Linked DNA regions of Homo sapiens: region 1 is linked to region 2. A link is an interaction called in ENCODE POLR2A ChIA-PET data of the cell type or tissue named here. Cell type or tissue: Caco-2. All regions are shown on one strand. Each heading gives the region's core, and the rest is flanking DNA. Links, peaks and the distances in the headings are about the cores only. Region 1 has its middle 9.3 kb from the start of PTPN9. Region 2 holds the start of CSPG4 (chondroitin sulfate proteoglycan 4).

Region 1 (15,826 bases), core at 7,237-15,236, 120 kb before region 2:
CCGGCTAATTTTTATTTTTATTTTTTTTATTTTTTTGTATTTTTAGTAGAGACGGGCTTTCACCATGTTAGCCAGGATGGTCTCAATCTCCTGACCTCGTGATCCGCCCACCTCGGCCTCCCAAAGTTGTTGTTGTTGTTGTTGTTGTTTTAACACAGGGTCTCACTTTGTTGCCCAGGCTGGAGTGCAGTGGCGTGATCACAGCTCACTGCAGCTTCAAAGTCCTGGGCTCAAGCAATCCTCCCGCCTCAGCCTCCTGAGTAGGTGGGACTACAGGTGCACACCACTGCACCTGGCTAATTTTTTTTTTTTTTTTTTTGGTAGAGATAGGGGTCTTACTATGTTGCCCAGGCTGGTCTCAAACTCCTGGTAAACTGCCTTTGCAAAATTATAACTGATGATTTTATGACAGTGAAAGAAATCAGACCTAACTGACTCTATCTTGTTTCTAACCCTTAAGCTGTCCTTGTTCATTCCTGGGCATAGGCCGAACTAACTTTGGGAAGGAATTCAGTTCATGGTTTGACTCTGAAACAAAATTGATAATAGCCCTTTCCCGAAAAGACCCCCTTCTTCCCTGGGGTCCAGTCTGCCTTTGCAGGACTAACAGATTAAGCTACAAGATTAGAAATTACAATTTAGGGGTCATGCAGCCATGGGCTCCAAGAGTCTAAACCTCCCCAAACTGCTCCTGGGGATAACATCACTATTGTAAAACCTAAGATCAGTGCTTGAGATATTTTGCAGACCCTGCACCCAGTGCATCAGCTGATACCATCCAGACTGGTAATCTGGCCCAAATAGGTCTGCCATCCCAACCAGGAACAGAAGACAGCAAGAAAAACTCATTTCAACTCCCTATGATCCAATCTCAAACCTGACCAATCAGCACTCTCCACTTCCTAAGCCCCTACCCACCAAATTATCTTTAAAAACTCTGATCCCTTAATGCTCCAGGGAGACTGATTTCAGTAATAATAAAGCTCCAGGCCGGGCATGGTGACTCACGCCTGTAATCCCAGCACTTTGGGAGGCTGAGGCAGGCGGATCATGAGGTTAAGAGATCGAGACCATCCTGGCCAACATGGTGAAACCCCGTCTCTAGTAAAAATACAAAAATTAGCTGGGCATGGTGGCGCGTACCTGTCGTCCCAGCTACTCGGGAGTCTGAGGCAGGAGAAGCGCTTGAACCCGGGAGGTGGAGGTTGCAGTGAGCCAAGATCGCATCACTGCACTCCAGCCTGGCGAAACAGCGAGACGCTGAATCAAAATAATAATAATAATAATAATAATAAAACTCCACTCTCCTGCACAGACGGCTCTGTGTGAATTACTCTTTTGCCATTGCAATTCCCCTGTCTTGATATATCCGCTGTGTAAGCAGCAGGCAAGGTGATCCCATTGGGCAGTTACACTGGGCTCAGGCGATCTTCCTGCCTCAGCCTCCCAAAGTGCTGGGATTACAGGTGTGAGCCACCGTGCCCAGCCTTCTAGGATTTTTGTTTTTGTTTGAGATGGAGTTTCGCTCTTGTTGCCCAGGCTGGAGTGCAATGGCACGATCTCAGCTCACTGCAACCTCCACTTCCCAGGTTCAAGCAATTCTCCTGCCTCAGCCTCCCTAGTAGCTGGGATTACAGGTGTCTGCCACCATGCCTAGCTAATTTTTCGTATTTTTAGTAGAGATGGGGTTTCACTGTGTTGGCCAGGCTGGTCTCAAACTCCTGACCTCAGGCAATCCACCCGCCTCAGCCTGCCAAAGTGTTGGCATTACAGGCATGAGCCACCATGCCCGGCTCCTTCTAGGATTTTAAAAACAATCCCTGACCTCAACTAATTTCTGCATTAATGCAATAGGAACTTCAGGCTGCCCTTGGTAAGAATCAGAGACGATATCCTTGGTATTTGAATCTTTATCTCAGCTAGGATATTTTCTCCTTTGCATCAATACAGCTGACTGGAGGTTGACTTCATCACTCCTTTAGTTTCAGTATTGTAACCAGTCTGGAATACTTTTTTTTTTTTTTTTTTTTTTTTTTTTTTTTGAGTGGAGGTCTTGCTCTGTTTCCCAGGCTGGAGTGCAATGGCGTGATCTCGGCTCACTGTGACCTCCACCTCCTGGGTTCAAGCAATTCTCCTGCCTCAGCCTCCTGAGTAGGTGAGATTACAGGCGTCCACCAGCACACCCTGCTAATTTTTGTATTTTTAGTAGAGACAGGGTTTCACCATGTTAGCCAGGCTGGTCTCGAACTCCTGACCTCACGCAATCCGCCCACCTCAGCCTCCCAAAGTGCTGGTATTACAGGCGTGAACTACTGCATCCAGCCTGCTTTCTTTTTATTGAAGTGTAATATACAGAAAAAGTACAAATATAAGTGTACTGCTTGATGAATTTTTTTATTTTATTTTTTGAGACAGGGTCTCACTCTGTTGCCCAGGATAGAGTGCAACAGCACAATCCTGGCTCACTGCAACCTCTACTTCCTGGCTCAAGCGATCCTCCAGCCTCAGCCTCCCAAATAGCTGGGACTATAGGTGCGTGCCACCAGGCCTGGCCCATTTTTATATTTTTTGTAGAGATGGGGTTTTGCCACATTGCCCAGGCTGGTCTCAAACTCCTGAGCTCAAAGCAATCCACCCACCTCAGCGTCCCAAAGTGCTAGGATTACAGGCGTAAGCCACTGCACCCGGCCAGATGAATTTTCATAAACTGAACACACTCGTGTCTGTGCCCAATGCACAGATCAACAAATAGAATATTCTGAACTTGCCAAAGCCTCGCCTTTTGCCCATCCCCCACCCCACAGTCAGTTACTACTCTGCTGAAGGGTAACCACTATCTTGCCCGTTTTTTTTTTTTTTTTTTTTTTGAGACAGGGTCTCTCGCTGTGTCACCCAGGCTGGAGTGTAATGGCACGATCTGGGCTCACTGCCACCTCTGCCTCCCGGGTTCAAGTGATTCTCCTGCCTCAGCCTTCAGAGTAGCTGGGATTACAGGCATGCACTACCATGCCCATATAATTTTTGTGTTTTTTTTAGTAGAGACGGGTTTTCACCATGTTGGCCAGGCTGGTCTCGAATTCCTGACCTCAAGTGATCCACCCACCTTGGCCTCCCAAAGCTCTAGGATTATAGTTGTGAGCTATCACTCCCAGCCTCAGGCTTGAACTCCTGGGCTCAAGTGATCTGCCTGCCTCCCCCTTCCAAAGTGTTGGGCGTCAGCCACCGTGCCGGGCCAAGTATGCTTTTTCTCCCTAGGCAAGCAAATGGTTCTAGGACTAAACTGGAGTAAGAAACAGCAGGACCTGAGTAGTACAAACCATTGATTGGAGACAGGAGAGGATGGAGTCTCTCAACTCACTATTTACACTTCACATTTGTTTTGCCCACTGATCCTCAGGACACCAGGGGTCAGTGATTTATCCAAAGTCACACAACTAAATAATTAGTATTGAGCTAAAACTTGAACCCAGGCATTCTAACTCCTGATCTAGGAACTGGGTGAGGAGGAGAATTAATAAAGATATTTAACTGAGTGGGCTGAGAGAGAACTCAGCAGTGTTTTCAGAGGCACAGCTGTGTGTGTGGGCGTGTGGGTGTGTAAGGAAAGAGAGTTCTCCGGAACTGTTATCCATCACTGTTTTAACAGGACAATGTTTGGAAATTTCTGAGCACAAACGTGAATAACAAAACAAAGTGCAAGGCGGCTGGCTGGCCAGTTTGTTTTGAGAGGTAAATCCAGGAGACCCAGAGTAGAGAGGCAACTACCTGGCTTGCCTGTAACTGCAGGCTTGAACCAATGAACTCAAGTATGGTACTGTCATCCTGCCCAATCAAATCTTAAAGGCTGGGCTGGGCACCGGGGCTCACGCCTGTAATCCCAGCACTTTGGGAGGCCCAGGTGGGTGGATCACTTGAGGTCAGGAGTTCGAGACCACCCTGATCAACATGGTAAAACCCCGTCTCTGCTAAAAATACAAGAAATTAGCCAGACGAGATGTTGCATGCCTGTAATCCCAGCTACTCGGGAGGCTGAGGCAGAATTGCTTGAACCTGGGAGGCAGAGGTTGCAATGAGCCGAAATCGCACCATGGCACTCTAGCCTATAAAACGAGAGCAAAACTCTGTTGCAAAACAAACAAACAAAAATCTTAAAAGACTGCAGAATGGCTTGTAGTATCAAAAGATTGAAAACATTATGAGGCCGGGCACGGTGGCTCATGCCTGTAATCACAGCACTTTGGGAGGCTGAGGCAGGCGGATCACGAGGTAAGGAGAACAAGACCATCATGGCCAACATGGTGAAACCTTGTCTCTACTAAGATACAAAAATTAGCTGGGCATGGTTGTGCGCACCACTGTCCCAACCACTCGAGAGGCTGAGGCAGGAGAATCGCTTGAACCCGGGAGGCAGAGGTTGCAGTCAGCCGAGATCGCACCACCACTGCACTCCAGCCTGGTGACAGAGGGAGACTCTGTCTCAAAAAAAAAAAAAAAAAAAAAAGGCTGGGCGCGGTGGCTCACACCTGTAATCCCAGCACTTTGGGAGGCTAAGGTGGGCAGATCACGAGATCAAGAGATTGAGACCAACATGGTGAAACCCCGTCTCTACTAAAAATACAAAAATTAGCTGAGTGTGGTGGCACATGCCTATAGTCCCGCTACTCGGGAGGCTGAGGCAAGAGAATCACTTGAACCTGGGAGGTGGAGGTTGCAGTGAGCCGAGATCGCCCTACTGCACGCCAGCCTGGCAACAGAGTGAGACTCCATCCCAAACAAAGAAACATTATGGCCCATCAATAGAAGACTCAGTAAATAAATTACAGTACACACATACACTGAAATAATAGGTTGACATTTATTGTGTCCTTACATTTACCCCACACACTGTTCTAAATGACTTTCATTGATTTACTCTCACCATAATAGTATAAGAAAGGTGAAACTATGATCCTTATTTTACAAAAAGCATATATAGTAGATCCATTGATACAGCCTCCTTACTTTTTTTTTTTTTTGCTGAGATGGAGTCTTGCTGTGTTGCTCAGGCCGGAGTACAGTAGTGCGGTCTCAGCTTACTGCAACTTCCGCCTCCTGGGTTCAAGCAATTCTCTGCCTCAGACTCCCGAGTAGTTGGGATTACAGGCGCCTGCCACTACGCCCAGCTAATTTTTGTATTTTTAGTAGAGATGGGTTTTCACCATGTTGGCCAGACTGGTCGTGAACTCCTGACCTCGTCATCCATCCACCTCGGCCTCCCAAAGTGCTGGGACTACAGGCGTGAGCCACCACACCCAGCTGTTTTTCTTTTGTTTGAGATGGAGTCTCGCTCTGTTACCCAGGCTGGAGTGCAGTGGCACAATCTCGGCTCACTGCAACTTCCACTTCCCTGGCTCAGGTGATTCTTGTGCCTCAGCCTCTCAAGTAGCTGGGATTACAGGCGTGAACCACCGCGCCTGGCCCCTCCTTGCTTTTTATTTTTTTTGAGGCAGAGTGTCACTCTGTCACCTCAGCTGGAGTGCAATGGCACGATCTCAGCCCACTGCATCCTCTGCCCCCTCGTTTCAAGCAATTCTCCTGCCTCAGCCTCTCGAGTAGCTGGGATTACAGGTGTGCACCACCACATCTGGCTAATTTTTTTTATTATTATTATACTTTAAGTTCTAGGGTACATGTGCACAATGTGCAGGTTTGTTACATATGTATACATGTGTCATATTGGTGTGCTGCACCCATTAACTCGTCATTTACATTAGGTATATCTCCTAATGCTATCCCTCCCCATGACCAGCCCCGCTGTTTGATGTTCCCCACCCTGTGTCCAAGTGTTCTCATTGTTCAATTCCCACCTATGAGTGAGAACATTCGGTGTTTGGTTTCCTATCCTTGCGATAGTTTGCTGAGAATGATGGTTTCCAGCTTCATCCATGTCCCTACAAAGGACATGAACTCATCCTTTTTTATGGCTGCATAGTATTCCATGGTGTATATGTGCCACATTTTCTTAATCCAGTCTATCACTAATGGACATTTGGGTTGGTTCCAAGTCTTTGCTATTGTGAATAGTGCCGCAATAAACATATGTGTGCACGTGTCTTTATAGTAGCATGATTCATAATCCTTTGGGTATATACCCAGTAATGGGATCGCTGGGTCAAATCATATTTCTAGTTCTAGATCCTTGAGGAATTGCCACACTGTCTTCCACAATGGTTGAACTAGTTTATACTCCCACCAACAGTGTAAAAGAGTTCCTATTTCTCCACATCCTCTCCAGCATCTGTTGTTTCCTGACTTTTTAATGATCGCCATTCTAACTGGTGTGAGATGGTATCTCATTGTGGTTTTGATTTGCATTTCTCTGATGGCCAGTGGTGATGAGCATTTTTTCATGTGTCTGTTGGCTGCATAAATGTCTTCTTTTGAGAAGCGTCTGTTCATATCCTTCACCCACTTTTTGATGGGGTTGTTTGATTTTTTCTTGTAAATTTGTTTAAGTTCTTTGTAGATTCCGAATATTAGCCCTTTGTCAGATGGGTAGATTGCAAAAATTTTCTCCCATTCTGTAAGTTGCCTGTTCACTCTGATGGTAGTTTCTTTTGCTGTGCAGAAGTTCTTTAGTTTAATTAAATCCCATTTGTCTATTTTGGGCTTTTGTTGCCACTGCTTTTGGTGTTTTAGTCATGAAGTCCTTGCCCACGCCTATGTCCTGAATGGTATTGCCTAGGTTTTCTTCTAGGGTTTTTATGGTTTTAGGTCTAACATTTAAGTCTTTAATCCATCTTGAATTAATTTTTGTATAAGGTGTAAGGAAGGGATGCAGTTTCAGCTTTCTACATATATATCCGGCTAATTTTTGTATTTTTAGTAGAGACAGGCTTTCGCCATGTTGACCAGGCTGGTCTCGAACTCCTAACCTCAGGTGATCTGCCCGCCTTGGCCTCCCAAAGTGCTGGGATTACAGGCGTGAGCCACCGCGCCCGGCCCAAAACAGACGTTTTGTTTTGTTTTTCTGAGAGAGAGTCTCAATCTATCACCCGGGCTGGAGTGCAGTGATGCGATCTCAGCTCACTGCAACCTCCGCCTCCTGGGTTCAAGCAATTCTCATGCCTCAGCCTCCTGAGTAGCTGGGATTACAGGCGCCCACCACCATGCCCAGCTAATTTTTGTATTTTTAGTAGAGATGGGGTTTCACCATATTGTCCAGGCTGGTCTTGAACACCTGACCTCAGATGATACACCCACTTCAGCCTCTCCAAGTGCTGGGATTACATGCGTGAGCCACCACACCCAGCCCAGAACAGACATTTTATAAAATAAGACATTTAAATCTCAACAGGCATATAAAAAGATGCTTAACTTCACTGATCATCAGAGAAATGCAAATCGAAACTACAATGAGGCCAGGCATGGTGGCTCATGCCTTTAATCTCAGCACTTTGGGAGGCCGAGGCAGGTGGATCACTTGAGGTCAGGAGTTCAAGACCAGCCTGGCCAACATGGTGAAACCTCGTCTCTACTAAAAATACAAATATTAGCAGGGCACAGTGGTGCACACCTGTAATCCCAGCTACTCAGGAGGATGAAACAGGAGAATCGCTTGAACCCGGGAGGCGGATTGCGCCACTGCACTCCAGCCTGGGCAACAGAGTGAGACTCTATCTCAAAATAAATAAATAAATAAAATAAAATAAAATTACAATGAGATACCATCTCACCCCAGTTAAAATGGTTTTTATCCAAAAGACAGGCAATAACAAATGCTGGCAAGGATGTGGAGAATAGGGAACCCTCATACACTTTTGGTGGGAATATAAATTAGTACAACCACTATGGAGAACAATTTGGAGGTTCCTAAAGAAAACCTAAAAATATAGCCAGGTGAGGTGGCTCATGCCTGGAGGCTAAGGCAGGAAGATCACTTGAGTCCAAGATTCCAGGAGTTTGAGTCCAGGCTGGGCAACACAGTGAGACCTCATCTGTACAAAATATAAAGAAAATCAGCTAGGAGTAGTGATGCACACCTGTAGTCCCAGGTACTTGGGAGGCTGAGGTGTGAGGATCACTTGAGCCTGGGAAATAAAGGCTGCAGTGAACTGTGATTACACCACTGCACTCCAGCCTGGGCAAGAGAGTCAGACCTTGTTGAAAAGGGAGGAGAGGGGAGGGGAAGGGAAGGGAGGGAAGGTGTAGGGGAAAAGAGGGGTGAGGGGAGGAGGGGGGAAGGAAGGGGAGGGGAAGAAAAGGGGAAGGGAGGAAAAGGGGAGGGGAGGGAAGGAAAGGGGAGGGGAGGGGGGAGAGGAGGAAAAGGGGAGGGAGGAGGGGAAGGAAGGGGAGGGGAAGAGAGGGGAGTGGGAGGGGAGGGGAGAGGGAGGGGAGGAAAGAAAAGAAAAAGCCAAAAATAAAGCTACCAATCCCCCTCCTAGGTATATACCCCAAAGAAAGGAAATCAGTATGTTGAAGAGACATCTGCACTCCCATGTTTACTGCTGCACTATTCACAATAGCTAAAATTTGGAAGCAGCCTAAGTGTTCATCAACATATAAATGGATAAAGAAAATGTGGCACAGATACACAATGGAGAACTATTAAGTCATAAAAAAGAATGAGGCCGGGTACAGTGACTCACGCCTGTAATTTCAGCACTTTGGGAGGCCGAGGGGCAGATCACTTGAGGCCAGGGGTTGAAGACCAGCCTAGCCAACATGATGAATCCCTGTCTCTGTTTAAAAAAATACTAAAAATACAAAAATTAACCGGGTGTGGTGGCGCATACCTGTAATCCCAGCTACTTGGGAGGCTGAGGCATGAGAATCGCTTGAACCTGGGAGGCAGAGGTTGCAGTGAGCCAAGATTGTGCCACTGCACTCCAGACTGGGTGACAGAGTGAGACTCTGTCTCAAAAAAAAAAAAAAAAAAAAAGAGAGAGAGGGATCCTGTCATTTGCAACAACATGGATGGAACTGAAGGTCATTATGTTAAGTGAAATAAGCCAGGCACAGAAAGACAAACTTCCCATGTTCTCACTTATTTTGTAGGAGCTAAAAATTAAAATAATTGAACTCATGGAGATAAAGAGTAGAAGGATGGTAACCAGAGGATGGGAAGGGTAGTGGGGGGTGAGGGAGAAGTGGGGATGGTTAATGGGTACAGAAAAATAGAAAGAATGAATAAGAGCCAGGTGCAATGGCTCATGCCTATAATCCTTGCACTTTGGGAGGCCAAGGCAAGTGGATGGCTTGAGCTCAGGAATTTGAGACCAGCCTAGGCAACATGGCAAGACTCTGTCTCTACTAAAAATACAAAAAAGATCACTTGAGCCTGGGAGGCAGGGGTTGCAGTGAGCTGAGATCACGCCACTGCACTCCAGCCTGGGTGACAGAGTGAGACCCTGTCTCAAATTAGAAAAAAAAAAAAGAATGAGTAAGGTGTATTTGCTAGCACAACAGGGTGACTATAGTACAAAATAATTTAATTGTACATTTCAAAATAATTAAGAATATAATTGGATTGTTTGTAACACAAAGGATAAATGCCTGGGATGGATACCCCATTTACCTTGATGTGATTATTATGCGTTGCATGCCTGTATGAAAATATCTCATGTGACCCATAAATATATACATCTACTATGTGATGTACCCACAAAAAAGAAAAAGAGAAAGAAAAAAAATAGCATAAGTTTCAGGTCTCTGTCTAGAAAGCTTATCCTCCCCTCCCAGCACCTTCTTCACCAGACATATCTGATTCATCCTTAAGGTCTCAGCTCAAAAGTCACTTCCCCAGCAAGATCTTCCTTGATTACTCTCTAAACTGAACTGCACTTTCTGAGACTCATAGCACCCTTTTATTCGTCAGAGAGCTGATCACAATTTGTAATTATGCACTTGTTTCTACATTCATTGGCCTAGTGTTTGTGTGCCTTACTAGATTGTAAGCTTCAGGATGGCAGGAACCACATCTGTCCTGTTGGCCCCTGAACTCCCAGCACCTAGAACCTAGAACATAGTAGGCAATCCCTTGATAAATGTGTTGAATGACTGAATCAAGGAAGATGGCCACTTTATCTATGAGACATATCTTACCATTTTCCCCTCTCTTTTGTTGTATTTATTTGGGTTTAAGAATAGACATACTTCCAATGCTGGAGTTGGAATTTTATAACCTTCTCCACCAAACATTTTTATTTCTAAAATCCAAAGCTCCTCTCAAACATTGCTCCAAAATTTCTACTGCCTATAAAAGAGACTTGTGTTGTGCTATAAAGATGATATGAGGCTGGGCGTGGTGGCTCACGCCTGTAATCCCAGCACTTTGGGAGGCTGAGGCGGGTGGATCACGAGGTCAGGAGTTCGAGACCAGCCTGACCAATGTGGTGAAACCCCATCTCTACTAAAAATACAAAAATTAGCTGGGCGTGGTGGCGCGTGCCTGTAATCCCAGCTACTCAGGAGACTGAGGCAGGAGAATTGCTTGAACCCGGGAGGCGGAGGTTGTAGTGAGCCGAGATTGCACCATTGCAATCCAGCCTGGGCTACAGAGCAAGACTCCATCTCAAAAAAAAAAAAAAGATGATTTGGCTATAAAAGATTCACCCCACCCTGCCAAAAGAAAGAAAGGTGGGCACAGTGGTGCACGTCTGTAGCCCCAGACACTCAGGAGGCCGAGATGGGAGGATTGCTTGAGCCCAGGTGTTCAAGACCAGCCTGGGCAATGTAGTTGAGATCCCATCTCTAAAAAATATCTATCTGTATAGAGTGCAATGGTATAATTATAGCTAATTGCAGCTCTAACTCCTGGCCATAGGAGATCCTCCTACCTCAGCCTTCCAAGCAGCTAGGACTACAGGCACCTATCACCATGCCCAACTAATTTTTAAATTTTTTGTAGAGACAAGGTCTCGCTCTGTTGGCCAGGCTGGTCTGGAACTCCTGGCCTCAAGAAATCCTCCTGCCTTGGCCTCCCAAAGCACTGGGATTATAGGTGTGAACCACCATGCCCAGTCTCATTTCTTTATTAGAAAGGACAGCTAGGGTGATTGCCTTTCCCTTTTCCAATGTACAAAGTTAGTTTTTAAGCTATCCTTTTAATCACGTACACAGAACTAAATATAGTTCTTGTTCCTAAAAGTCTGCAGTATATCCAAGCACCTGTTAGCAGCTTGCCACACACCTCCATTTAGCTTTCTCAGCAAGGTCACTCCTCTGTGCAGCAGCAGAGAGGAGGGGCTCTCCTCCAGGGTGCATTCTCATTCCACCTTAGTATTTCTTCATTCACTCAACTAAAAGTTATTGACGTAACAAGTGCCAAGCATAATGCCAGGCACTGGGGACCTAAAGATGAGGAAGACCAGGTTCCTGACCTCATGGAACTTGCTAGCTAATAGAAGGAGTATGTAGTAAAGAACTTAACCTTGCAAAGAGTGTTCTGGCCTTTGCCCTTCGCTCCTGGGAGGTAACCTCTAAGCCCTTGGAATGTCTTGCCTGATAAAAGTATCTTTGTTTACCAGGAGGCAGACCTTAGGCCACACTGGACAGTCTAACAATGTGATTTAGGCAGAAGTCTTTGGGGCGTACCAGATAGTTTAGCAATGTGATGAGGGAGGAGGGAAGACTTTGGATCACACTTTATCAGGTAGACTTATGGAGGGGCTGGAGACTGAGGTCAGTCACATGGGCAGACAATCAGGTCCACATGACTGAGCCCCAATAAAAATTTTAGACATCATTCCAGCCAGACGCGGTGGCTCATGCCTGTAATCCCAGCACTTTGGGAGGCCAAGGTGGGCAGATCACCTGAGGTCAGGAGTTCAAGACCAGCCTGGCCAACATGGGGGAAACCCTGTCTCCACTTAAAATACAAAAATTAGCTGGACGTGGTGGCAGATGCCTGTAATTCCAGCTACTTGGGAGGCTGAGGCAGGAGAATCACTTGAACCCAGGAGGTGGAGGTTGCAGTGAGCCAAGATTGTGCCACTGCACTCCAGCCTGGGCCACAGAGCGAGACTCCATCTCAAAACAACAACAAAACAAAAAAAAACTTTGGACATCAAAGCTCAGGTGAGACTGCCTGATTGGCAATACTCTGTGAGTATTGTTACACATACTGGGAAAATTAACTCTGTCCATGATTCCACTGGGAGCTCTGCATTTGGAACTTTCCTGCTTTCTGCTCCGTGCATCTCTTCCCTTGGCCGACTTTACTCTGTTTCCTTTCACTGTGATTAAACTGTGATTGTGACCATAACAGCTTTTTTTTTTTTTTTTTTTGAGACGGAGTCTCGCTCTGTCACCCAGGCTGGAGTGCAGTGGCGCGATCTCGGCTCACTGCAACCTCTGCCTCCTGGGTTCACACCATTCTCCTGCCTCAGCCTCCCAAGTAGCTGAGACTACAGGCACCCGCCACCATGTCCAGCTAATTTTTTTTAATTTTTAGTAGAGACAGGGTTTCACCATATTGGCCAGCTGGTCTCGAACTCCTGACCTCATGATCCACCCGCCTCGTCCTCCCAAAGCACTGGGATTACAGGCATGAGCCACTGCGCCCAGCCCACATCTTGATATTTTTGAATGCTAGCTTGAAGGACCTATTTCAGAGTGCCCCTTACATTTTTTTTTTTTCTTTTTGAGACGGAGTCTTGCTATGTCGCCCAGGCTGGAGTGCAGTGGCCTGATCTCAGCTCACCGCAAGCTCTGCCTCCCAGGTTCACGCCATTCTCCTGCCTCAACCTCCCGAGTAGCTGGGACTACAGGCGCCCGCTACCACGCCTGGCCAATTTTTTGTATTTTTAGTAGAGATGGGTTTTCACCGTGTTAGCCAGGATGGTCTCGATCTCCTGACCTCGTGATCCGCCCGCCTCGGCCTCCCAGAGTGCTGGGATTACAGGCATAAGCCACCGCGCCTGGCCTCCACCTGGTCATATTTCTTTAGAGATTATCAAACTACCTCTTGCCACCTGTTTTAAAGATGGTTGTGTTGGCTGGGCATGGTGGCTCATGCCTGTAATCCCAGCACTTTGAGAGGCTAAGGTGGGCAGATCACTTGAGCTCAGGAGTTTGAGACCAGCCTGGGCAACACGGCGAAACCTTGTCTCTAAAAAAAAAATACGAAAATTAGCCAGGCGTGGTGGCTCATGCCTGTAATCCCAGCTACTTGAGAGGCTGAAGCAGGAGGATCACTGGGAGGTCAAGGCTGCAGTAAGCTATTATTGCACTACTGTACTCCAGCCTGAGCAACAGGGTGAGCCCCTGTCTCAAAAAAGGAAAAAAAAAAAAAGATGGTTGTGTTATAGGTTGCTATGACTGCATATTTGTTTTCTAGCCAGCCCTCTAAACAGCACCCAGTTTCTTTTTTTTGTTTGTTTCTTTTCTTTTCTTTTCTTTTTTTGAGACGGAGTTTCACTCTTATTTCCCAGGCATGGAGTGCAATGGCGCAGTCTCGGCTCACCACAACCTCTGCCTCCTGGGTTCAAGTGATTCTCCTGCCTTAGCCTCCCAAGTAGCTGGGATTATAGGCATGCACCACCACGCCCCACTAATTTTGTATTTTTAGTACAGACGGTCAGGCTGGTCTCTCCATGTTGGTCAGGCTGGTCTCGAACTCCCGACCTCAGGTGATCCACCTGCCTTGGGCTCCCAAAGTGCTGGGACTACAGGCGTGAGCCACTGCGCCCAGCACCCAGTTTCTTTTTATTGTAGAGTCATCTTCCCATGCAATATATTTGAGTGATGCTATAGTCTGGGATAATTGCCCTCCCTTAGTCAAGTGTCAGGCTCATAACTCAAGATGGGCCAATCACATTCTCCTCCCACCTCAGCTCCCAAGTAGCTGGGACTACAGCCAGCACGCCTGGCTATTTTTGTATTTTTTGTAGAGACGGGGTTTCGCCATGTAGCCCGGGCTGGTCTTGAACTCCTGGGCTCAAGTGATCCACCCATCTTGGCTTCCTAGAGTGTGGGATTACAGACGTGAGCCATCACACGGTCCCTAACTGATACTATTGCCATGGCCTACCTTGCTTGCCTTGGCAGGAGGGCCAGCTTGGCATGAGTTAGCAAAGAACCACTATTTGAGATCACCTATTTTATCTCAAGTACTGCTGGAACCCATGCACCTAGAAAAGACCAGGGTTTTCAACCAGTAGATCCAGAATAAGCAGTCTTATTGAATCAAAGGATATATCAGCCAAAATAATCAACAAGCACAACTTGATATTTTTTAATGGTAGCTTGAAGGACCTATCTCAGAGTGCCCCTTACATTTTTAACTAAGAAGCCAGTATTATCTATTGATCACTGAATAGCAGTGTGTCCCCTGGTCGTATTTCTCTCACTCTCTCTGTCTTTTTTTGTTGTTACAAAAACTGCCAGCTCTCACAGTGATTTTACCACACCTATGTATTTACAATCTTTTTTTTTTTTTATTTTTTATTTTTATTTTTTTTAGACTGAGTCTCACTCTGTCGCCCAGGCTGGAGTGCAATGGCGTGATCTCGGCTCACTGCAACCTCTGTCTCCTGGGTTCAAGCGATTCTCCTGCCTTAGCCTCCTGAGTAGCTGGGACTACAGGCGTGTGCCACCACACTCAGCTAATTTTTTGTATTTTTAGTAGAGACGGGGTTTCACCATGTTAACCAAGATGCTCTTGATCTCCTGACCTTGTGCTCCTCCCGCCTTGGTCTCCCAAAGTGCTGGGATTACAGGCGTGAGCCACCGCGCCCGGCCTACAGTCTGAGAAAAGTCATGCTGAGTTCCAGTGGCTGCACTGGAAGAGTTTGTGTCACCCTAATCCACTTGTGTTTGGCAGTGATTTATCCACATTTGCTATTTCTCCACTTGGTCATTTCTCATTAATGTCTAAACCTACTGAAACCTGACTTCTGTTCCTGCCACTTCAAGTCCTCTCAAAGGACTACTGGTCTCCTGTTTTCCAAATCTGAGGGACATTTCCCCAGCTTTTTCTTACCTGACTTCAGCTGCCATCTATGTGCTGATACCTCCAGACCTGTATCTATCTACTTGCCATTCATCTCCAGTCACCTTAATACTCAGCATGTCCCAAACTGAACTCAATACCTTTCCTCCTCAATCCCCCTCAACTGTGCTTTTCCTGGGATCCTTGTCCTTGTTAGTGGCACTCAGTCACCCATATTAGGAATCTAGGAATCATCACAATGATGATTCCATTTCTTATATTTCACAGCTAGTGAGTCACCATGTCCTTTAATTCCCACCTCTCTCTTCATTTCCTCTACAACCTTAATTCAGGCCTTCATCATCTCTCTCATAGGGTACTGCCAGATCCTCCTACCTAGTTTCCCTGCCACTAGTCTTTTCCCCTTTGAATCCATCCCTGCCATAGCAGAGTGATCCTTTCTAAAAATATAGGTTTGATCATGTTACTTCAAGGATGTACCATTGACTGCAAGATACATGTGAAGCTTCTCATCCTGCCATGCAAGTTCATTCATGACCTGACCTTAGTATATCTCTCCAGCCTCATAAATTACCTTGCCTCCTTTGCTGCCTACTTTTCAGTGATGCTGTTTTACAGTTCTGTGTATAAATGCATCTGTTTCATACTTTTCCCCTACACCATCCCCGCTCACTCTGACTTCATTCACCTGGTGGATATACCTATTCGTCTTTGAAGGACTCCATTCAAAAGACACCTGTTTGAACATTTTCCTCTGCAGGTAGAGTAGCCATTCTTTGTGCCCTCCCCATCCATACAGCCAGCTCTCACAGTGATTATAATATTTTATCACACTTATGTATTTACATATATATTTCCCAAACTCAGGGAATAGTCCACAGACTACCGTTACTT
Region 2 (15,826 bases), core at 4,175-12,174:
CCCCGTCCCATAAAAGGTCTTGGGGCCTGCTCATTCTCTTCTCCTCACTCACCTGCTCTGGGGACAGGGGGTTCCTGCTGTGCCCCGGCCCAGTGAGCCCCATCCTAGGGGCTGTTAGGCTTGGGAGAAACAGGCCCTGGGGAGGGCCAGGCAGGGGCTGTCCCCACTTCTTCTAGCACTGAGAGAGGGGTGTGGGCCTCAGCCCAGTTAGCCACAGAGATGCAGACCCCCACCCCCTCCCACCTTCTGAAGGGTCCTGGGCTGGCAGGCAGCCGCTGGCTGATACCCTCTCCAGAGCCCACCTCTCCTTTTCCATGTCACTTAGTCCCACACAGACTCACGGGGCCACCTCCTCTAGGCCTTTGCCTCGGAATCTTCCTTAAACACTCCTAAGCAGAAGTCCCCATGTTGCCGGGCCACTCCACCCTGGGAAGAAGATGCTAATAGCAGAGTGACTGCAGCTTCAGGAGCAGATGTCCACCGAGCATTGATTCCAGGCAAAGTGTCTTGCTTAATCCTTACAACACGTAAGAGGTTGGAATTATTTATCCCCATTTTAGAGAGGAGAAAACTGAGGCTCAGAAAGACAGAGTCACTTGCCCAAGGTCATGCATAGAGCGTCAGGGCTGGAATTCAACCTGAGCTCTCTAATGCCGTGTTTCACCACCATGTGCCTGGCCTCCTGCTTCCCTGTGTGGGTTCCCACAGCTCAGGACTCAGAGGAGGGAGAGATGGGGCCTGGGTCAGGGCTGAGGGGCAGGGGAGGGGCTCCCTCTCAGCTGCTCGCAGACTCCCAAAAAGGGTGATTTGCTCCTCCTTGACCAGGGTGGGAAGTAAAAGTGTGTGTGTGTATCTGTGTCTGTATGTGTCTGTGTGCATATGTGTGTGTCTGTGCCTGTGTGTATATGTCTGTGTGCGTGTGTGTGTGCGTATGTGTGTCTGTGTGCATGTGTCTGTGTCTGTATGTCTGTGTGTATCTATGTCTGTGTGTGCCTGTGTGCGTATGTCTGTGTCTCTGTGTGTGTGTGGCTAGGCCTCAGGCCTGCCTGGCTGGACTCTAGCTGCAGGAGAGCTGGTCTGGCCCCAGCAACTGTGCACAGGGAAGGGGCAGGGAGAAGCGGGTGTCGTGGGAATCAGTGTCCTGGTCCCACTGGTATTTATAGCTGCCCCTTCCTGAAATGTGGGTGGGGGAAGGGGCTGCTCTTAGGTGGGAACGGAAGTTCGTCTCCTCTCCCCAGCCCCCTCTGTCTCCCCAGAGAGTGGACTGGCCCAGGCCAGAGGGCCTGCCCTGGCGGGGGAACGAGGCACTGTGTCCTGATTTTGGGGGTTTTCCCTGGGGCTGCTGGCTCGGGGCAGGACACTCTCCTTGCCTACTGAGCAATACTGCGTGTGTGTGAGTGTGTATGTGTGAGTGTATGTATGTGTGTGTGAATGTGTATGTGTGTGTGTGAGTGTGTGTGTGCACACACACGCATGTGCACTTACTGGGTGTCAGGCTGAAGAAGGTCATGAACCGGGGACAGAGGCCAGGTGAGGGTAGGGGAAGAAAGGCCTGTAACCCCACAGAGATGGAGGGCAGGGCCCCAGGAGAGGGGCCATCCAGGTCATGGGTCTCAGAGCAATCTGTGGTTAGAACAGGCTCCTGGGGGTGGCGATACTGGAGCTGAGCCTTGGAGGATGGGGGAAAAGGGAAGGCCTGTTGCATGGAGCAGCTTGAGTAGAAGTGGAAAGGTGCCAGCGGTTGTGGATTATTATCTGATGGCCTAGTTCTATCTGATCAGCCAGTCCGTGGGACACAGGATCACCTTGACCAGGGAGGATGATATATTTGGGGAGAGAAGGACATAGCACAGCACAGTTGAGCATCCCTAATCTGAAAATTCAAAATCCAAATGCCCCTAAATCCAAAATTTTTTGAGTGCCAATAGGATACCACCAGTGGAAAATCTCACACATAAGAACTTTTTTTTTTTTTTTTTTTAGATGAACCCTCACTGACTCTGTCACCCAGGCTGGAGTGCAGTGACGCGATCTTAGCTCACTGCAACATCTGCCTCCCAGGTTCAAGCGATTCTCATGCCTCAGTATCCTGAGTAGCTGGGATTACAGGTGTCGCCAGCACGCCCAGCTAATTTTTGTATTTTTAGTAGAGACAGGGTTTCACCATGTTGGCCAGGCTGGTCTCGAACTCCTGAGCTCAGGTGACCTGCCTGCCTCAGCCTCCCAAAGTGCTGGGATTACAGGCGTGAGCCACCGCGCCTGGCCTCCACACATAAGAACTTAACATAAATTTCTCTCAGGCACAAAATTTCTTTAAAAAAATCTATAATGTTACCTTCAGCCTATGTGTATAAGGTGTATATGAAACATAAATCAATTTCATGTTTAGACTTGGGTCCCATCTTCAAAATATCTCACTATATATAACAAATATTCCAAAAGCCAAAAAATTCCAAAATCTGAAACACTTCAGGTCCCCAACATTTCAGATAAGGGACACTCAGCCAGTGTGGAGTGAGGGCCAGCAGGCAGTGGGCAGGAGTGGGAAGCTGGGGCAGGAGAGGCCACACAGCCCCAGGCCTGCTGTGAGGAAGCTGGGACCACCTTCTGCTCCCGGCCTCCAGGCTCCCAGACTTGGGGAAGGACATCTTCCAAGGGCCCTTAGTACCAATCTTCATGGAACCCAATCTATAAACAGGTTTGTGGAGTGGCTCTGCATGAATTGGGGTGGGGCAGGCGTCCCATATTCCCAAGCTCAGCTGCCTCCAGGCCGGCTCAGCTGGAGAGCCCTGGGGTGCGCTGGAGTGCAGTCAGAAAATCCCTGGTTGGCTCAGTGATCTCTACACCCCTCTGGGGGCCAGGCTGTGAGCCCTACAATGGGGGAGACCCCTGAGCAAAGCAGGTGGGATGTGTGCTCCCGGGGAGCTGCTGGTCCTGAGGGTGAAGCTACCCCCCAAACCAGGGCCAAAGAGTAGGGAGCCCTCCCCCTAATCTCCTGAGGACTCACTGTGTGACTCTGAACAAGCAGGCTCCTCTGTCTGAGCCCGGGTTTCCCCAGGATCCATGGGGGGCTGGTCTGGGGTCAGGGGTTTCTGCAGTAAGTTCCGGGAAGGGAGGCAGCGTCACTGACACACCTCAACCTTAGGCCGCAGGAGAGCCACACACTGAAGTGTTGAAGCAGGAGCGATGGCTGGAGGCCTGGCTAACGCATGCATGCCAGGGCTGGCAGAGCCAGCGGCCTCCTCCACAGGCTGGGAGCCGGCCTGGGTGTGGGAAGGAGCTGAGCGAGAGGCAGGAATGCTCAACAGGACAGGCACTGTCCCTGATGGGGCCCACCCCTGCCACCAGGCCACCTTGACAGCAGCCCTACAGCTATCACCCTACATCAGAGACAAAAGTGGCTTCATTGGCAACCCTAGCTTTGGGGGGAGAGGGTTTTTTGAAGGGGATTTGCTTAGGCTGTGAGAAAGTGGGGAGGGTTTGGAAAGGGAGAGAACGCTGGCTGGTGGGGGATGGGGAGACAGAACAAACATCTGGAGTCCTCAGCGAGCTGTCTGTCCCTGCAGACCTCTCTCTTTCCCCTGCTGGGGCCTGAGCCCACTGGTGGGTGGTTGTCCACCTGGCCTGATGTGGGGAAACTCGCTGCTGTTGGGGTGAGTGAGAACACCACGGCCTGTGTGCCCAAAGAGAGACCTGAGGCAGTCCCTGCTTTTCTCTGAGCCTCAGTTTCCTCATCTGTAAAATAGGACTGTTGGACAGGTATGGTGGTTCACACCTGTAATCCCAGCACTTTGGGAGTCCCAGGTGGGAGGCTTGCTTGAGCCCAGGAGTTCGAGACCAGCCTGGGCAACATAGTGAGACCTCGTCTCTACAAAAAATAATTACCCTGGTGTGGTGGCACATGCTTGAAGTCCCAGCTACTCAGGAGGCTGAGGTGGGGAGATCGCTTGAGCCTGGGAGGTTGAGGCTGCAGTGACTGTTTCCTGACCTGCAGGGCTGCTGTGGGGCTGCAGGACTAACAACATGGTTAGTGCACACTATGGGGTGTCCCTGAAGGTAAGAGCACAGCAATAAGACAGCTCTGTCCTCTCCTGTTTGGAGTTACGGACCCTCCTGAGAAGCGGAGAGAGCTAGGAACCCTTGCCCCACGGAGGAGCCAAGTACAAAATTGTTCATACAAATTCAGTTCATTCAAAAATTCCTCATACAAACTCAGTAGGAATGGTAATACAGTAAATCTGAAACCTGCCCTAAGCCTGCAGCTGGAGGAAGAGCCTTAACTCTGGAAGGCTCTATTGAACTGACATATGCTGGGGCGGAGGGCATGTTGGAGGCAAGAGGAGAGCTGGATGGGGCGGGAGTCAGGGGGAAAGGCAGTGAAGGAGCAGAGGGACCAGGGAGGGACCAGGCCTCAGTCCCATGCCCACAGGCCCCTTGTTCATTTGCCCCTGGCCTTGAATAGAAGACACACCTCAGGTGGCACCCCTGTCCCCATCCTGTGCTCACTTCCTTCCCCGCAAGTGCCACTGGCCCAGATCTTTAAGGTAGGGGACTTGGAGACAGAGGCAGTAGCCACCTCGTCCAGGTCTGTGAGAGTGGCCGTGTGCAAGTGTGTGTGCCCACATCTGTGTGCGCCAGTAAGTGCGGACGTCAAGGCTATTTCCAACTCCCCCTCCCCTGCCCGCCCCTCCTGGGCAGCACGCCCAGTTCCCAGACACAGCCTATACACTTCCTCTGAGAGCTCCACACGCACCCTACTCCCCTCCTGCCGTCATCGACAGCCGCCTGGCCCACCTGGCATGGCCCACCCCAGGCCCCCCAGGCGGGCAGCACTAAAAGGCCCTTCTTGTCCTGCCCGGGCGGGCAGGCGTAGGGAGGGAGGCTCCGTTACACTTGCTCTAGAACAGTTTTTCTCGAGTCCGGGTGGGCTGGGCCAAGGGCTCTGGCCCCTGGGCCCTGCCCTGCTCCGGAGGCCTGGGGTGGCACACAAGGTGCACACAAGGCTCAGTGCCTGTCCCGAGCACCATCGGTCCCCCCAAGCCATCCTCAGAGGCAGCAGGATCTACCCTGCTTCAATTTCTTGTACCTGGTGTCCCTGTGGCCCTGCTCACTAAGATACCCCCATCAGTTCTGAGTCCCCACCCAGGTAACACACAAGCCCTCCCTGCCAGGTACTCCCCAACCTGGGTCCCACTTCAACCCCTCACATTCTGCCTTTCAGTCAGTGATGCCAGGGAAGAGGTGTGGGAGCCACCACCCCTGCCTGCCCTGTGCTCACTGTGACCCCCCGACTAGAATGTCACCTCCTTCCTTCTCTGCCTGTCCTTCCAGTATCAGCTCAAATCCAATCTCCCCCAATGCTTGGCTCTCTGCTGGGGCCTCCCATACAGCTCAGAAGGAGCTGGACACCGCATCTGTCACCCACACTGTCTCAGTGGCCCAAGCCTAGGCCCCGACGCAGGCTGGGAGCACCCTCGAAGCAGGGCTGGGGGCTCTTCCTGGGCTGCTGGGGTTCTTGGTGGAACTCAGAGTACTTTTCTTCCTCTCTGGGGCCTCAGTTTCCCTCTCTATACAAGTGGAAGATTGGCCCAGATGGCCTCTAGGGTGCTGACTGCCAGGCCCCCTGACCTGGATGCCTCAAATGTTGATGAGTAGAGGGAGAGCCTCCCAGCACGCCTCATTCGGATACGGGAGGACGAGGGCCTTTGCAGCCAGGGGCATCCAGGAGGGGTGGGAGGGACGCCTTCCTCAGGCAGGGGCTGCCCCTACTGCAGAAATCAGGGCAGGCAGCTGGACCAGGAGTGGTGACAGAGATGGGTTGCTGGACGGGAGCTCTCACAGCCCCTCCTCATTTCCGAGTCCTCCTAAAGGCAGGGGATGGTGTAACTTTATAAAACCCCACAGCACCATGCTGCTCTCTTGCCCTAAAACCCTTGTGGCATCTCCTTTGCCAACAGGGCATAAGGCCGTGGGCTTCATTTTGCCATTTAAGGCTTCTGTGCCCCAGCCCAGTGGTTCTCCCTGGCCTGTGCTCGAAATACGCCTCCCAGCCAGGCTGCTGGCCTTCCTGTCTCAACACCCCTCTGCTTACGCCCACCTTGGTGCCTCTGAGTCAGCGCCCCTGCCTGGAGGACTGACTCCCTTCCCATCCACCAAGGCTTGGTTTGAGGCCCACCCTGTGTCCTGCCCCAGCTTGCCCCTGCTTTTCTCCCCTCTGTACTTTTCATCCAGATTTTTGCTGTTTGAGATTTAATTTGCCTTTCTGCCTCCTGAATGAGTCTCAGTTCAGCCTCTCAATTTCCCGTGCCCCTGCGAGCCTAGCACCATGCCTGCATGCTGTCAGGGCTAAGAAGGTATTTGAGAATGGCTCTCAGTTGAAGCCCAAGGAGGTGGGGGTACTGGAATCCCTCCTTGGCTGGAGGCTGGGGCCTGAATGAGCTGACCACCCTGGTCACCTTGGATGCTCCCTTCCCATCTCCCTGGCGGCCCAGCCCATCCCTCAGGCCCTGAGATCTTAGGGGATCTGGTCCCTGCAGGAACAGGGAGCCTGGAGATCCAGCCCTGATTCACCCCGCGGGGGTCCTCCCTTGACTCACTTCCCTTCTGGGAACCATGTGATGCCCTCTTTTAGAGCTGGCTTCTCCATCTGAAGGAGAGAAGGGTGTGGCCTGGGCCCTTGTGAAGGAGGCTCAGGCCCTGCCTTTGCTCCATGTTGCTCTTGGGAATGATCTCGAAGGTGTAGCTGAAGCACTGAATCACACGTGGGTAGTGATGATGGATGGGCCCTAAGGCCACAGTTCTTATGGCATAACTAGAGCTGCCTTCGCTGAAGGAAGAATGCTGTCATGTTGGGGTTTCTGGCATCGGGACAGAGAGGGGATATATCCCAGCACTTCTCGGAAAGCGAACTTCCATTCAGCCTCTGCTGGGTCAGGCATCAGTGCTGGGATGAGGAGGTGTGGCAGGGGGTGGTCCAGAGCTATCTGTAGGACAAGCCCCGCTGAGGGGCACCAGCTCTCCCTCTAGGAGGCTGAGAGTGGGTAGTGGGTGGGGGGTCCTGCCTGTCACCAACAGGAGGAGGGAGAGGAGAGAATGAAGAGGGGAGGTGGCAGATAGACGGATCTGCAAGGAAGCAAGGGGAGGAAAGAAGGGGCAGAGCTGGGGGGCAGCTGGAGGGGTGTGGGGGTGCTCCTCACAGGGGAGGGCAGGGTGGCTCATTCCTCGTTTCCCACCTTGTAGCACTCCCCATTCCTGGCCCAGGGCATCTGAAGCTGGAGGACCCACTTCTCACTGTCGCCGGGTCCCTTTGGACCCCAACATACTCACCCCAAACTTGCCTGGCAAACAAAGCTCGGCCAGCATTGGGGTGGCCCCACTGGTGTCTCAGACAATCCAAACGGGCAAAGCCACGCCCTAGGCAATCCATGCCTGGGGCGCCTGCTCCCGCCCCTAACTGGACAGCCTTGGCTAGCTAGAAACCCCATAACCTGAGATAGCGGGGTCCCGTGTCCGCCCCAGGATTGAACCCCTGGCGACCCCAGCTAGTGGTGGGAGAAGCGCAGCCTGCTTGACTCCCGATCTGGGGGCCACTTCTGGCTCCTCCTGTCCCTTTTCCCTCCCGGAGGAACCCCTCTAGTTCCGCCAGGCTGGGTCGGGGTCTCAGGCCCCTCACTCACCCGCGGATGCAAGTCTGGCCAACATAGTCAGGGTCAAAGCCAAGGCCAGGCCGGGGGCTGGAAGTGGGGGCCGCGGCCCGGACTGCATCCCGGCGGGCTGGGCGGCAGGACTTGCGAGGAGCCAGCGGAGTCCTGGGAGCTGGGAGCTGAGTGGAGCGAGCGCGGCTCTGCTCCTGGGCGCGGGCCGGCTCCGGGTGTCCGCGCACTTAACTCCGGGGGCGGGGCAGGCGCAGACCCGCGCGCCCGCTCGGGTTTCAGGCTTGGACTCCCCCACCTGCCCCCACCCTCAACCTTCTTAAAGGGCCCGTGCGGGGCTGTTCCTCTCTGGGGCAGGGGTGAGGGGGCCCTTGCAGCTGGGCCAGACCCCAGCCCCACCCTAAAGACTTAGAACAAAGTCATAGAGAGGCCCAGACACCCTGAACTCTGGCCCCAAGAGCCGAGCCCGGGAGACCCCCTCAGGGAGGAGGCATGAACTGTCCCAGCCCCTACTTCCCTCCTTTCTGCCTTTGCGGGAGTTCAGGAGACCCCTCCACAGGCACACTCCAGCCTTAGGAGGAAGGACAGACACCAGCCACCCTCACAGGCGGCTTTTGGGCTGCTTTGCCTCGGAGGTCCCCTAGGAACTTCTCCAGACTCCAGAGGCACCACCCGAGGTCCTGTGGGGCACTGCCCATGGCTGCAACAGTGACCTTCTCTGCCTGGAAGGGCCTCACCTCAGTCTCCCTGTCTGTAAGGGAGAGATGTCTGGATTTCCTCGCAGGGCAGAAGAATTCTCAGTCCCGCCATGACATTTGCCTCAAAATAACCTTGCAAGGTGGGTGAGGAGCATCCCCTCCCCCATTTCATGGAGGACGAAAGTGCAGCTCAAGCTGAAAGTGGCTCTTACAAGACTCCAGGTGGAAAGTAGGTCCCTGGCCGTTTGGTGCCAGAAGCCCAGGCCTCCTGACCCCTGAATCCGGGTGTTTCAACTTCCCGAGGCTGCCTCCTGGAAATCTGGCCCTGGATTTGGCTTCTACCTAACAGCTTCAGGCTGGGGCCCTTCTGCTGGCTCCCTTCCAGGCAGCAACATCAGCCTAGTCCCAAACAGGAGGAGAAAGGGCAATGTTACTTAGCTTCCGGTGCCTAGAGGATCTGCGTGTTCTCTGTCCAGTCCCAATGTTACCGGGCCTTGGTTTACTTCCTCCATTCAGGTCCCTCCATCTATCTGCTCCAGCCCATCTCCAGCCCAACCCCACCTTGCACCCTCTTCCCAGCTCTTCCCTTTGACCAGTAACAGCCCAGCACTTCATACTTTGCAACGAAACTGAGACCTGTTTTGCAGATGAAGAAACTGAGGCTGAGAGAGATTAAGGGACTGGAGCTAGTCTACATAGCTGCTGAGATGTGGGGCCAGGTCTTTGACCCTAAGTGCAGTGCTCAGGTGTGATGGTGCCTGGTCCATGTGGGGGTTATGAGTATTGGTCTTGAAACCAGAGAGACCTGGGTTCAAATCCCAGCTCCCTTACTTGGTTGTCAAACCTTGAACAAGTCCCCTCACCTCTCTGTGGCAGTTTCCTCATTTGTAAAATTGGGTTAATGAGGATTAAATGCTTTAATGTACCTCAAGTCCCTAGCCCAGGGCCTGGCATACGGTAGGTGCTCAATAAATGCTTATCCTTTCTCCTCCGTCTCTGTCATCCTGCACATTCCCTGTGATTCATGGTTTACATACAGCTTTACACATATCACCTCCCTTGTTGTAAAGCTTGAACTTTCTCCTCCAGAGGCTGCTGCATACAGTAGGTGTACAATAAATGCCTGCTGTAGTTGACTAAGAAACCAATTGCTGCTGTTCTGTAGGGATTTTGGCAAACCTAAGAGCTTCCATCCAGGTGCCCTAGGAGGCCTGGGATGGAGGCTGTGCTAGGCTGGCCTCAGTGGCGGTAAAGGCATTGATTCCACAATTTGTCCCTTGTTTTTTTTTTTTTTTTTTTTGAGACAGAGTCTCGCTCTGTTGCCCAGGCTGGAGTGTAATGGCGCGATCTCGGCTCACTGCAACCTCTGCCTCCCGGGTTCAAGCGATTCTCCTGCCTCAGCCTCCTGAGTAGCTGGGATTGCAGGTGTGCACCACCATGCCTGGCTAATTTTTGTATTTTTAGTAGAGATGGGGTTTCACCATGTTGACCAGGCTGGTCTTGAACTCCTGACCTCGTGATCTGCCCGCCTCAGCCTCCCAAAGTGCTGGGATTACAGGTGTGAGCCACCGCGCCCGGCTGTCCCTTGTTTTTCCTTCTCCTCAAGTCGGTAGGACACCTGGTCCTCATTAGGGGCTAATTACTGACAAGCTATGGGGCTGGGGGTGGGGGTGCTGCTTGGAAGACTGTGTTTGGAGGAAAAGAGCTTTCTTTTCAGGAATGAAAAAATAAGACAGAAGGCTTTTTGCTCTATGAATCAAAAATCTGGGTGAAGATCTCTGCTGGCCCCATCTCCCCCCCCCACCCCCTCCCCATCTTCCCTGCTCCCCACCTACACAGATGTCTGTGGAGCCTCCAGACAGGGTGCTCCCACCCACAGCTGAGATTCAAGTCTGGATTAGCTGGGAGCCTCCCCCTGCCTTGTTGCTAGCTGGGCAGAGAAACACAGGCCTGGAAAATAATGGCAACCAGCACAGCGGTAATAACCCGGCTGGCGCATCTCTGCTGGGGCTTCCCAGTTTACAAAAAACATTCACTTGGTCTCTTGACAACTTTGGGAAGCGTATGTGTTGGCCAACTGTGTCCCTGCTTCCAGATGAGGAAACTGAGGCTCTCAGTGGAAAAGGGATGCTGCGGCTCCAGCGCACACAGGCCTGGCCTTTGCTCAGCCGTAACCTAGGGCTGGAACTCCGGACCAATGCTGAGCAGCATCATGCCAGGCAGACTGGCAGAAAGTCGAGGTCCCTGTGTGCCTTTGGAACTGACCCCTGACCACCTCCCACTGTCTTGGAACAAAGGCTGCTGGACCAGCTGTGCCTGCTCCTCAACTGTCCCCTCTCCAGCTCCTCAGCAAGCTCACCCAAGGCCCTGAAGCCTCAGTGCTGAACAGAGCTGACCTGGGCCTCTCTGGCATCCTCAGGTCTGGCTCGGGCCTTCTTCCTTCTGCCCTCCAACCTTTCCCATGACTTTGCTTGGCCAGGCATCCTTGGTGGCCATCCCTGACTGCCCCTACCTCCCTGGCCACATCTCACCTTCCTCCAGCAAGCCCTCCTAGCCCTCCTTCGTGCTCGTCGACTTCTCTTTCAAAAGATTCCCTGGAATCCTGATCTCCGTAGCTCTCCTAGTTTCACCTGGGGCCTGCTTAGCTGGGTCAGGAGGTGTGCGTCCATGCCTCCCCAGCCAAGCATGGGACAGAGCACAGGGTGGGAGGGAGGAGGAAAGAAGGAGGCTTAGAACACACTTATAAGAAGGAAGAAGGATGTTCCCACCCAGGGGCAAAAGAAGATTCAAACTTCTCTGAAGCTACAGTGACCTGTGGTATGTGCTGCCTCCATTTCTCCAATTGTTCTTGGAGAACAAGACAACAGAGGGCCCAGTAATACTCACCTCCCTGCCAGCAGAGTTCACCCAACCATGCTGGCCAAGCACTGCTGGTCACTCCTACCTCTAGTGCTTCTTGGACTAAGAGTCCCCGCTCTGGGCAGTGGCTGTGGTTTGGCCCCACCCTTGGCCAGGGTGTTTTGCACCCTCGTTGCCTGGGCCCCACCCAAGAAGCCTGTGGCCAAAGCCAGCTTGCTGGGAAATGGTGTGTGCCTGTGCCCTAGATGGGGTGGTGCCTAAGCAGGGGTGTGCTCCTGCTGCCCAGGGCCCGCCCTCAGGGAATTGGCCCTCTGCCATGAAGGTCACAGAACCTAGGCCACTACTGTGCAAGAGGGCACGGGCTTTAGGCGCTGGCTCAGTGGCCCTGCAGTTTTCTGGCCAAGAGCTCCATGGCAGCGGGCCCTGGGCCTGGGCCTTTGACCTGGGGCCTCTGTTAGGAGTGGTCCTGATCCTGCTTCTGGCAGAGGCACACACAGGGCTCCTCCAAGTACAGGCAGCCAGGCTCAGGATGGGAGGGAGCAGCCAGTCCCAACAATTACACAGTTCGGGAGCTGAAAAGTTATGTTTGCCACTCTCAGGAGCCAGCTGTGGAAGGGAGGCCAGTGGAGGGCTTTGCCCTGGCCTCTGAGCCACACACAAGCCGTGCTGGGAGGACAAGGGCCGGGGGTGGTGAAGGACCCTCTTGGAGCCTTTGCTTTCCAGGAGCAGGCACTCGTCTTCCATATCACACTCACAAAGGCTGGTGGCTTCAGTGGCTGTGACCAGCTGGCCACAGCTGACTCCTCTGGGGTAGTGCTGTTTCTAAATATTAGTTCCTGCTGTTAACCCTTGCTGTGCGGCCCCAGTGGACAGCCGGCTGCCTGCAGACAGAGCCTCTTGGAAGTAGAGTGGACAGTCCCCACCTGGATGAAAAATTTGTGAGTATATTTGCTTGAGGGCTGGGTTGGGGCTCCCAGAAGGAGGGTGAGAAATACCTGCTTAGGGCTGGGAATGAGGCTTGCAGTAGATGTCAGGGGATGTGGGTCTGAGCTGGCCACTGGGCAGGGCAGTGGAAAGAATGTGGGGTCAGGAGCCAGGAGCCCGGTCCTGCCAAGCCTTTTTTTATGTGGCCCCAGACAAGTCACTTCGCCTTTCTGTACCCCTTTCCTCATCCGTAAAATGTACAGCCACCGAGGTGCTTGGATGATGGCCTCCAACAGAAGCGCCGGAGCTTTATAAACTCTGAAGTGCCTGGTGGTTATGATGATTTTTATGCCAGGGTCCTGCTGTCTGTGACTCCCCCGAGTCCCTTGGAGGAGAGGCAAGACTGACAACCAAGAGACAGCTGGAGCAAGCTGGCGGGGCTGCTGTTAGCCTGTGTGGAGCTTTAGTGGGGACACCACCCTATACAAGAATACCCAGCTTGGAGTTCAGCCCCTACTGGCCCCATTGGCTCTTGTCCTTGCACAGTGAAAAGCCTAGTGGTAGCCAGGCTCCAAGATGGCCCTCAGTGAGCCTCACCTTCTGGCATTCATGCCCTTGGGTAGCTCCCTCTCATGTTGAATACAGCCACCTTATGCAGCCAATAGGGTGTTGCAGAAATGATGAAGTGACGTCCAAGATGAGGTCAGAAAAGATATGGTAGCTTTTCCCTTGCTCTCTTCTGATTGCAGCCACCATGATCTGAGGATAATTAAGTAGACTGTGGAGGTGCCAATGTGGAGAGGAACTGAAGCCTCTTGCCAGCAGCCAGTATCAACTCACCACTCATGTGAATGAGCCATCTTGGAAGTGGATCTGCCAACCCTAATCAAATCTTAAGATTAATACAACCTCTACTTTTTTTTTTTTTTTTTTTTTTTAAGATGGAACCTAGCTTTGTTGCCCAGGCTGGAGTGCAGTGGTGTGATCTTGGTTCACTGCAACCTCTGCCTCCCGGATTCAAGTGATTCTCCTGCCTCACCCTCTCGAGTAGCTGGGATTACAGGCATGCACCACCATGTCCAGCTAATTTTTGTATTTTTAGTAGAGACGGGGTTTCACCATATTGGTCAGGGTGGTCTTGAACTACTAACCTCAAGTGATCCACCCGCCTTGGCCTCCCAAAGTGCTGGGATTACAGGCATGAGCCACCGTGCCTGACCTCTACTGACACCTTGACTGCCACCTCCTGAGAGACCTGGAGCCAAAACCACCCAGCAAAGTCACTTTTAAACTCCTGACCCACAGCAACTGTGTGCAACAGAAGGAAGTTGCTGTTTCAAGCAATTATATTTTGAAAGTAATTTGTTATGCAGCAAGAGATTACTGATAGAAGCCAGCACATCGTAGATGGCAGTCCAGTGAGTCAGACCTGGCACGTGCCTGGGGCTCAGAAAGCAGGACTCTGCTTCCATGAAAAGAAGTGACATTCCTTGATCAACAAATTCATTCATTCAACAAATATTTCTTAAGCACAGATCATATGTCAGGCACTATGCTGATGCTGAGGGCTGGGGACACAGGTGAATAAACAGGACCCTGGTTTTGGGGAACTGACAGGCTCCCCAAAGTGACTTGGCAATTGGTTGGATGTGGGAGTTGGGATAAGGGAGGTGTCCAGGACAAGCCTAGGTTTCTGGCTTGGGCACTTAGAAGGGTGGGTGGTGGTGTCATGGATTGAGATGGACAGGGACTGGGGGGTATCTCATAAGGAAATCTTGGGGCATGTTGATTTCAAGGTGCTTGTGAGAAACCCAGGTGACACTGTGCAGGCGGCTGTATATGTGAGCCTAATGCTCCTAAGAAGGTCTAGTCAGGGGAAGTTTTACTTCCGGATTGCTGGGGTATCGATAAGGGAATTAAAGCAACCAGAGGAGATGAGGCTGCCCGGGAGAGAGGAGCGCGGTGCAAAATGGGAGGAAGACCCAGCACTGAGCCCTGAGACACCAACGTCTCTTCCTTAAAATGTTTATTTTGACATAATTTCAGACTTAGATAAAAGTGGCAAGATGATTACAAATGTTTCCCACATACTCCACCTAGATTTCCCAAATGTTAATTGTTTACCACATTTTAAATTCTTTTCTCTCTCTCTCTCTTTTTTTTTTTTTAGATGGAGTCTCACTGTTTCCAGGCTGGAGTACAGTGGTGCATTCTCAGCTCACTGCAACCTCTGCCTCCCAGGTTCAAGCGATTCTCCTGCCTCAGCTTCCCGAGTAGCTGGGACCACAGGCACGTGCCACCAAGCCCAGCTAATTTTTTGTATTTTTTTTTTTTTTTTTTTTTTTTTTTGGAGATGGAGTGTTGCTCTGTCGCCCAGGCTTGAGTACAGTGCAGTGGCCCCATCTTGGCTCACTGCAAGCTCCGCCTCCTGGGTTCACGCCATTCTCTTGCCTCAGCCTCCCGAGTAGCTGGGACTACAGGCGCCCGCCACCACGCCCGGCTAATTTTTTTTTTTTTTTTGTATTTTTAGTAGAGACAGGGTTTCACCTTGTTAGCCAGGATGGTCTCGATCTCCTGACCTTGTGATCCGCCTGCCTTGGCCTCCCAAAGTGCTGGGATTACAGGCGTGAGCCACCGCACCTGGCCAATTTTTTGTATTTTTAGCAGAGATGGGGTTTTACTGTGTTAGCCAGGGTGGTCTCTATCTCCTGACCTCGTAATTTGCCCGCCTCGGCCTCCCAAAGTGCTGGGATTACAAGCATGAGCCACCACACCCGGCCATCTCTCTCTCTATTTTTCTGAACCATTTGAAAGTAAGTTGCAGACATAATGCTCCTTTATTCCTAAATATTTCAGTGAGTTTTTCCTCTTTTTTAATTTTTTTTTTAAAATGAGACAGGGTCTCGCTCTGCTGCCCAGGCTGGACTGCAGTGGTGCCATCAGAGCTCACCACACCATCAAACTTCTGGACTCAAGGGAGCTTCCTGCTTGAGTAGATGGGATTACAGGCACACACCACCGTGCCTGGCTATTTTTTTTTTTCTTTTTTGGTAGTGACAGGGTCCCACTGTGTTGTCCAGGCTGGTCTCGATCTCCTGGGCTCAAGCAGTATTTCCTAGAACAGGACCTTCTCTTTCATAACTGGAGTGCAATGATCAAAACCAGGAAATTAACATTGGTACAATACTTTGAACTAAGCCATAGACTTTTTTCTCCCCAGCTTTGCCAATTTTCCCAAAAATATCCTTTATAACAAAAGAAAACCTCGGCTTTCTTCTGAGTGTCTATTCATCTTGCATGGTTCTTCAGCGTTTCATTGTCTTCCATGATGTTGCCATTTTTGACAAGTACAGGCCAGTTCTTTTAGGTGAATTTTGGTTTGAGTTTGTCTGTTTTCCTCATGATTAAATTCAGGTTCTGTATTGTGGCAGGAATGCCTAGGAAGTGATGCCGTGCCCTTCTCACGCAGCCTATCAAAAGACACATAACTGGCTGGGCGTGGTGGCTTACACCTGCAATCCCAGCGCTTTGGGAGGCCAAGGAGGGCAGATTACTTGAGGTCAGGAGTTCGAGACCAGCCTGGCCAACATGGTGAAACCCTGCCTCTCCTAAAAATACAAAAATTAGCTGGGCATGGTAGCAGGCTCCCCTAATCCCAGTTATTCAGGAGGCTGAGGCAGGAGAATTGCTTGA

Evidence for each region. ChIA-PET counts read pairs that join two places held together with the same protein. Peaks named below come from ENCODE experiments on the same cell type or tissue, not always from the same donor. Only the 100,000 strongest peaks of a DNase experiment are listed, where the experiment ranks them.
Region 1: POLR2A ChIA-PET joins it to region 2 with 5 read pairs; 2 of 35 experiments call an interaction of 5 or more read pairs at or near these places.

The regions. Positions count from the first base shown.
Region 1 is chr15:75,580,678-75,596,503 of GRCh38, forward strand. No RefSeq gene overlaps it. Among named protein-coding and RNA genes, the nearest start is that of PTPN9, 9.3 kb to the left of the region's middle. In Caco-2, for the core only: no CTCF peak of the experiment used is centred there; a DNase peak (open chromatin) is centred at 11,514.
Region 2 is chr15:75,704,992-75,720,817 of GRCh38, forward strand. It overlaps CSPG4 (chondroitin sulfate proteoglycan 4), which reads right to left and starts at 7,857. Exons shown (of 10, transcript NM_001897.5): 1 at 7,677-7,857. The coding sequence starts at 7,764. In Caco-2, for the core only: no CTCF peak of the experiment used is centred there; a DNase peak (open chromatin) is centred at 7,881; H3K4me3 peaks cover 755 bases.